Linked DNA regions of Mus musculus: regions 1 and 2 are each linked to region 3. Evidence: chromatin loops called from intact Hi-C (ENCODE). Cell type or tissue: heart. All regions are shown on one strand.

What was found. Peaks named below come from ENCODE experiments on the same cell type or tissue, not always from the same donor. Only the 100,000 strongest peaks of a DNase experiment are listed, where the experiment ranks them.
Region 1: a loop joins it to region 3, with 2.2 times the contacts of the local background. A loop is called at or near these places in 3 of 42 quality-filtered maps.
Region 2: it touches region 3 in a loop (1.8-fold over the local background); 2 of 42 quality-filtered maps call a loop at or near these places.

The regions. Positions count from the first base shown.
Region 1 is chr5:53,588,195-53,590,694 of GRCm38, reverse strand. Rbpj (recombination signal binding protein for immunoglobulin kappa J region) reads right to left here and starts at 209. Exons shown (of 11, transcript NM_001080927.2): 1 at 1-209. In heart, a CTCF peak has its summit at 1,360; DNase peaks (open chromatin) are centred at 304 and 1,214; H3K4me3 peaks cover 2,386 bases; H3K27ac peaks cover 2,259 bases.
Region 2 is chr5:53,376,662-53,379,161 of GRCm38, reverse strand. No RefSeq gene overlaps it. Among named protein-coding and RNA genes, the nearest start is that of Gm40303, 110 kb to the right of the region's middle. In heart, a CTCF peak has its summit at 1,295; DNase peaks (open chromatin) are centred at 371 and 2,051; H3K27ac peaks cover 300 bases; H3K27me3 peaks cover 700 bases.
Region 3 is chr5:53,428,550-53,431,049 of GRCm38, reverse strand. No RefSeq gene overlaps it. Among named protein-coding and RNA genes, the nearest start is that of Gm40304, 120 kb to the left of the region's middle. In heart, a CTCF peak has its summit at 1,243 (motif pointing right); a DNase peak (open chromatin) is centred at 1,169.

The DNA.
Region 1 (2,500 bases), 160 kb before region 3:
CTCTCGCCAAAACTCCAACCCTCGCGAGATTCCCCCCGCCGCCTTTCCCTGCTCCTCTCCCCCGCCCCTTCCCTCGGCCTCGCCGATCGCTGCCACCCGGCCCCCGCGCCGTCTTTCCCCGCTTCGCCGCCGCCGCCGCCGGGAGCCAGCCGCCTCGCGCCGCCCGCGGACTAAGGGATCTGCTCACTGCCTTTCCCTAGAAACCTACCCCGCCGATGGAGCATGCGCAGGCCGCTCCTCCGCGGACAAGCCCTCCGAGTAGTCCATGGGGAGCGCTCCGGTTATCCGGGTTTTGGGACGCGCCCTCGGGGACGTACGTGGAGACTGAGGAAAACCGGAGGGCATTACTACGGGGACCGGGACTGGAGGGGTCAGGAGGCGGGGCCCCGGGGCCGGGAGGAGGGGTCCTGGGAAAATGCGAGCGTCTCACAGGCCTAGAGGAGACGCCTCCTCGAGTGGGTGTTTTCCAAGTGGCTTCCCGCTCGCCGCGGGTTCCCAGCCTTTTTCATTCATTCCGACGTTCACTGGACACCTCCCTTATGCTAATCTCAGTATCAGGTGCCGGAGCGGCGGAGATCGGGACAGAGCCCCGGTCCCCGGTGACCTGCCAGCGACTGTCTCCATTCATTTGCTCCCGCACGACCCGCACACGCGGCGAGACAGGCGTGATCGCCGCGTGAGCTGACCCTTCCCAAGAGCTCTGCAGGGGAAAAGCATTAGGGGATAAGCTCTGTGCCTTTCGCCGCTTCTCCCCGATGCGAGCTGGGGTCATCCCGAGGTCAGCCTCGCGCAAAGGTGTCCCCCCTAACCCCCCGATGTTCACTTTGCACCCACACGTCAGAGCCCCGAATGGTTGTCCCCAGAGCCACCACTACAAGCCCGGGCACTTGGGAGCGAGCTACCCGCCCAGCTCCGACTGCCTGGGGAACTCATGGCAGCAGCCAGCTTGCAGGATGTAGGTGTGGGTGCAGACGTGTAGGTAACTGCCTAGAAACAGCTCCTCCGGCGGTGGCCCGATGCTGTCGCCCGATGCTTGTCTTGCCTGGGACACCTCTCGGCAGGTGGTGGCCCGAGACCTGTCCCTCCGGTCCCCTACCTGCTGATCCTCCCTGCTCCCCCCCCCCCCCCTTCCCGGCCCTTTGCTTTCCAAGAGATTTCCCAGCTCCTGCATTGCCTGCCTCCCGCAGGGAGCCACAAAAAACCCGGAGAACTGGATCAGCCCGCCCGAGACCCGCTCCGGAGCGCCGCAGGATTGGCGCGGCGCGCTCGCGCCACTGCGCATGTGCGCAATGCGGGCAGCCGGAGTCTCACGCTACACCTCCTCCCGAGCGCCTTCCACCGCTCGGCTCAGACACAACACGGGCCGTGGGAAATTTCCTAAGCCTCGCGAGAACGCGCTCTCCTACCCACCCCGCGGGCGGCTGGGCGTGCGCCCTACATCGCGCAGAGCCGGGGCCCCGACAGGTGTTCGTCCCGTGCGGCTCCCGGGACGCGGAAGGCAGGGTCCGACAGGCGCCCGCGAGGCGGGGCGGGGCGGGGCGGTGGGCGCGTGGCGGGGAGCGGCGGGCTGAGGCCGCCCCGGCACACTCACGCACGCGCCGGGGAGGCTTCCTGTCGCCCTCCCGAGCCTGGTACTTTCCTGAAATGTGACAGACGTGGTGCCCCCCGCCTCCGGGAGCTGTCAGCCAGCCCCGTGTCGGCTTTGAGTCATGCATCTGAGTCACCTAGTCTGGCCTCCACTTCACTTGCTCTACAACAAGTTTGGATTCCCTTAACTATTCTAGCAATGGTTGGTTTGGGGTTTTTTTGTTTGTTTGTTTGTTTTGTTTTTGTTTTGTTTTTTGTTTTGTTTTGTTTTCCTTTATAGTGTCTTCGATGGCTTTGTGAGCCGGCAAGGCTCCGGGAAAGCTGAGCTTAGCGATCTCAAACGTTTGCATTGTGGTACGAGAACACGATTTAAATAGCTTCCCCTTAGTCTGTTCCTAGCCTTTAAAGGAATCCTACATACATACCAGTTTCTGTCTCCCCTCCCCCCCAGATGACTTAAAACGCCAGTTTTGTTTCCTTCCTCTTTCTATTCTTTTGTAGCAAGCATCCCGTTCTAGGTACTGTTTCATCAGATACGTTAGTGGCTGCTGTTCTCCACGCACCCTTTTTGAATTCATTTACTTGCCCAAGAGCTGTCAGAACCCTTCTTCACTCTGCCACTTTTCAGATTGGCGTGGTGCTGTGTAGGACTAGTGTCTTGCTAGCATCATGCACCCACAAATGAAGACTGGGTTTTGACATTTAAAGGACAGTGAACCCTCTAATAGCTAATGTCTCCTGGTTGAAATAAAGCTTTGCTTACTGAAGGTTTGTTAAGGGTATGCGATATGTGTTTGCCTATCGCTTTATTTATTTACTTCCCATTTTTAAAAGGACGTATGCCCATTTAATACGCTATGTCAAAACATGTCTCATCCAGAACAAGAGAGTGTTGCGGAGGTAAAATGCCTTT
Region 2 (2,500 bases), 52 kb after region 3:
TACAGAAGGTAGCACTTCAGTTAATAGCCCTGGTGCAATCATGCAGACTGGAACTTTCCAAGAAGAGGGGATCAGATGTGTTCAGTGAATGATTCCTTGAGCAAAATTACATCAGCAGAAGACCTTGAGAGGAGGTAGTGTCATCTCTCTCAGCATCAGTTTCTCCATTCGCAAACTGGACGGATGAGAGAGCTATTGAGAGAAGCTGTCTTCACTGAAGCTGTATACAGAGACTTCGCATGAAGCCAGTCAGTTCTGAGCTAGAGGAGACCCAGGGCCAACCCCTGATGACACCATTGCCCTCTGCCAAGGGAACAGGAAGGATGGGGGCATTGGGAGATCAGAGGCATGGAAAGAGGAAGAGAAAAAGAGATGGGGTGAGGAGAAGGCGGAACAGAGAGAAGAGGCTGGGCTAGCTAGGAGGGGAAGAGGAGGCAGCAGCCTGCAGAGCAGGGGGATCCTGGGCTTCATAAGCAAGAGGAAAGGGCGCTTTGGCGGCAGCCCAGTTTCTGATGGGGGAAAAGGAGACAGTTGGTTCTCCGATGGCTGGCAGATGCCCTGGGCTCCAGCAGATTAAAGGTCCTTGCTCTCCTGTCATACACATAGCCTTTGTTAGATTATTGAGCACCATGGGGGCATGGCTGGACCAAGATCTGATGGCTATCCTCCCTGAGTGCTATGTTGTATGAAGAAGGCACACAGGACTTCAGAGAATTCCCAGGGCTGGAGGAGACACTCTGTTGTCCCTTTCCTGATATCCCTGCCCCCCTCCCCCATCTTCAGTCTCCTGGCCCATTTCAGGTCTTTGTCCCAACAGCACAACCTGCCTTTTCTTAGTTCCTGTTCCTGTTCTTGATGTTGTTTTGACTGTGGGTTTCATGTAGTCCTGACTGACCTTGAACTTGCTACATAGAGGTTGGTTTTGAATTCCTGATCCCTCTAGCTCCACATCCCAAGTGCTGGGATTACTGGCATGCACAACCATGCCCAATTTCTTCTTGAGCATTTTTGTTTGTTTGTTTGTTTTTTTTTGTTTGTTTGTTTGGTATGGATGAGAAAGAAAATGCGTAGGACACTCAAAAAGAAGACAGAGAAATGGGAATTAGGTGGGTGGGGCCACTTTTCCTGCTATGTCAGTGGTGGACCAAGAGGACCAGTAACAGATGCACTGCAGAGGCAGCCTTTCATGGACTGGGACCAATTGGTCACAGTAACAGAGATTAGATCAGTAACTGACAGGAAGGCCTGTTACTAGAGCACTGCCCACAGAGCTCTTACAGCGCCTCCCCTGGTTTGCTCTGGAAGTGACCCCAATGGTCTCCACTGGCTACCAGGAGCCCCACCCTCTATCCTTGCCTGCCTACCTTTTAGAAAGCCACCTTGTCTGTCAACAGCCCAAGGAAGAATGAGTGTATCTCTGCAGGAGTGGAGCTCCTCACTCATCCTCTTTCAGAACTCTGCATTTCTCTGGCTAGAGGAATACAGATGGTGCAGAGAAAGCCAGAGGACTAAAAGCCGCCTCTGACTTTTAGGCAGAACCCTTTGTAGGCAATTCTGACATTCATTATTGTCCCAGTCTCCCATTTCCTCCCCTTGCATTGCAAGCTCCTATATGAAGAATGTCATACTCTTCCTGGACCTTATTAGTTAGCTTTCTGTCTTCCTTGCTATCCCAGCCATGTGGGGACTGAGGGATGGTGGCATGGGGCCCCTCCTGGGCTCCTCCAGCCTGCTGTCCTGACAGCTCTAAAGTGTGTTTATCCTTCTGAGGGATATACCACTACCCTCTGCTCTTTCTGCTTCCATTACCATCCCTTCAGGCCAGAGACCACCTTAGGAGAAAAAAGGAAAGTTCTCCAGGAGAGCAGAGAAACGCAGGGCCATTCAGAGCCTGTTTACGGAGGCTTTTCCTGAACTTTACAAACCCAGCACTAAACAAGTGTGAAAGGATTTTTCAAGGAAGAGACATGCTTTTGCAATTTGCTGGAAGTTTCCCCTCGTGTTCCAGAAAAGCAGCCCTCCCCATTACTCACTAGGGAGGCATGCAGGCCAGAGAGGAAGGCGAATTGAGGAATGAAAACAGGCCTTCCCCTTGCCCGTGTTAAACGGCACTTAATAATCAAATTGAAAAAACACACAAATGAACTGAAGACCGGTTTCCAAATGGGCTGCAGCCCTGAAGCCAGACTTCATGGGGCCATGGCGGGAAGAATTTGAGTCTTTGCCCTAATTGGGCTCCAGGCTAAGTGGCTGATGGGAGGGCCAGATACTGGTGTCAACAGGAGAGTAGAACGGAGAGGGCCCTTTGAGGTATTTCTATCCTTCCCCGAGGGCGTTATCTTCTCCTGAACTTCTCTTTTGCTATATAAACTTTCTCAGATCTCCCCCATGGAAAAGAGAGCCCCTACTTGACCCTGAACCTTTACTCATTAACTCACTCATTCGCTCATTCCTTCATCCCCCCATCAAGCCCATCTCCAGTTACACTGGCTGTCTTAGC
Region 3 (2,500 bases):
AAAGGACCTGGGTTTGATTCCCAGCAAGCACATGGTGGCTCACAACTATTTGTAGTTCTAGTCCCAGGGGACCCTTTTCTGGCTTCTAAAGGTAGCAGGAATCCACATGGTGCATAGACATACAAGTAGGTAAAGCAGTCACACACACACACACACAAATAAATGAACACAATTGAAGAGGAGGAGGAGAGGAGGAGAGAAATAGGACATAACAGACACTTATGGGGTCAAGAATGTGTCACGCTCAGGAAGCCCACCACTTACTTGCCAGCTCTTGTGCCACAACAACCCACACTTGTAAGATAGAAGGCTCGATTCCTGCCCTGTGCCTCCCAAAAAATCAAAGAATGAAATCTTTGAAATCTCGGCTCATGATAATTCCAGGACAGTCGGATTTGCTTCCAAAACTAGCAGAAAAGACAAGCAGCATTCATCCACCTAAAATCTTTCACCAGTGATCTACTGAGTAAAATCCAAATGATAGCCATGACTTTAGTTGCAAGGGAGCCTAGAAAATATTATTTCACTTTTTGACCTGTGCCACACAAGCACACACACAAGGAAGCTGGAAGAGATGGGTTTTGATCAATATGTTTACCACAGAGTTAGGTTAACGCTCTCTAGTGGCTCTTTTGACTCCTTTTCTCCCAGTAGATTTTTGTCCATTTCTTTGAAGTAACTGAGGATAGCCCTCGGTGGCTCAGGGGAAGATGACTCATAATCAGACTATTATTTATCAGAGGTTGCTTTGTGGTTTCCTCCCAGCTTGTTGACACACAGTCATTTAGCAATGGCTGAGATAGATACATAGCATGCCGTGGTCGTAAGCTATTGCATAGGTAACTTTGCAGACAACACTAGTAATAGCATGAGGGCATCCTTGCAGGTCACTTTTCCGGAGCACAACCGTAAGAAGGCAGGCTAAAGCTCTTTGGATTTGTAGAAAGAAGAACAAGTGTGCTTGGTTTTTAGCAGCCGAAATGATCATCTCTCTGCAGCTCCAAACAGCATACACTCTACCCTCTTGGTTGCTTGGTTTTCTCCTCTTCCAAGCGTTTTGTCAGTTAGATCCAGCTGGTCCCAGTCACCAGGACACTCTTCTCGAGATAGTCCAATCCTATGAAGACAGAAAATGTTGGCAGCCTCGCTAGAAGAGAGTCCATTTCTGGCCTGCTTTTGCCAGAGTTTTGATAAACATCCAAGCTTAGGATGTTATTCAGTTGTACTTCAGAGTCTCTGGAGATTTTCTCTTTGCAGTGAGTAAGCCAATAGCCTGCAGGGGGAAAAAAAATCACACATTTTCTGACCCATCCTTGGAAAAATGTGTGCCTCTTCTCTGCCAGGCTTACTGATTTGCTTGCACTCCAAAGACAAGGCCAACTGGTTCAAACTGGAAAGACTGAATAATCTAACAATAAAAATTAGTTCAATCACTCTGATATTGAATTAATTTAAGTGTCATTTATTATTATTTGTGTTTAAGGAGGGTATGTGGATTAAGCTTCAAAAATAAAAACATAAATTTGTCATGAAAGCGAAGGGATGGATTGTAGACACAGAGAATTTATATTTAGAAGGAAACTTCCTGGTACTAACATTCCTAATAGGTTATCTTTGGTTATCTTGGGTAAGTGGGTGTTACTGAAAATATGCCTTAATTTCTCATGCACTGCTAGAAAAATTCTTGGCAAAAAGCAAGGATGCATTTGTTTTGACGAAGGCAAGAACATTCATTAAGAAAACATCATGACATTGAAATATCCTTTTATCAGGATTTGGTGTTGATTCAAATTGTGGAATTTGTTCTGTGAGCTTGTGCCTGATGTGCAACCTTTTTGAGATGATTTCCTCACTGGTGTGGAATTCAGCTTTCATCTCACCAACTGCTTCTTGAAAACAATTGAATTTCATGGCGATGAAGCATATTCTGTTAATTCTTATCCCATCTTGTCAGTGGAATTGGATCCTTGAATATGTTAGGGAGCTTGAAGGTGCCTGCATTAACCCTCACACAATCGCCCTAGCTGCCAAACTAATTACTATATGGTTTGCACTTTGCTTTTTGGTTGGTTTGGCAGGTTCGGGTATTTGTTTTGGTTTGCTGTTATCATTTTTAGCTCTGGGGTCATACCTAGGGCCCTGTGCATGCTAGACAAGTGTTCTACTATTGAATTGTATCCCCAACCCTTCTGTTTTAGTTTTTGATCAACACATTTGCTAACTACCATTGAGGAATGGTGTCTTCTATTGGGCACCTTAGCTCATGTCATATCTAGTCCAGTGTGGTCACCACCTTTGATGTATCAAACTATTAGGTGGCTTTGAAACTTCAATGGAGGAGAGTCTGCTTTACTCTCTGCATTAGTTAGGATAATTTTGGGGTGCTAGTGAGTACCAAATATGGCTCAAAAGGATCACATTTATTACCTGGCAAATGAGAGAGAAGAAATAAGAAAACAGGATTGAACCAAGATGCAAGAAACATACTCAAACTAACAGT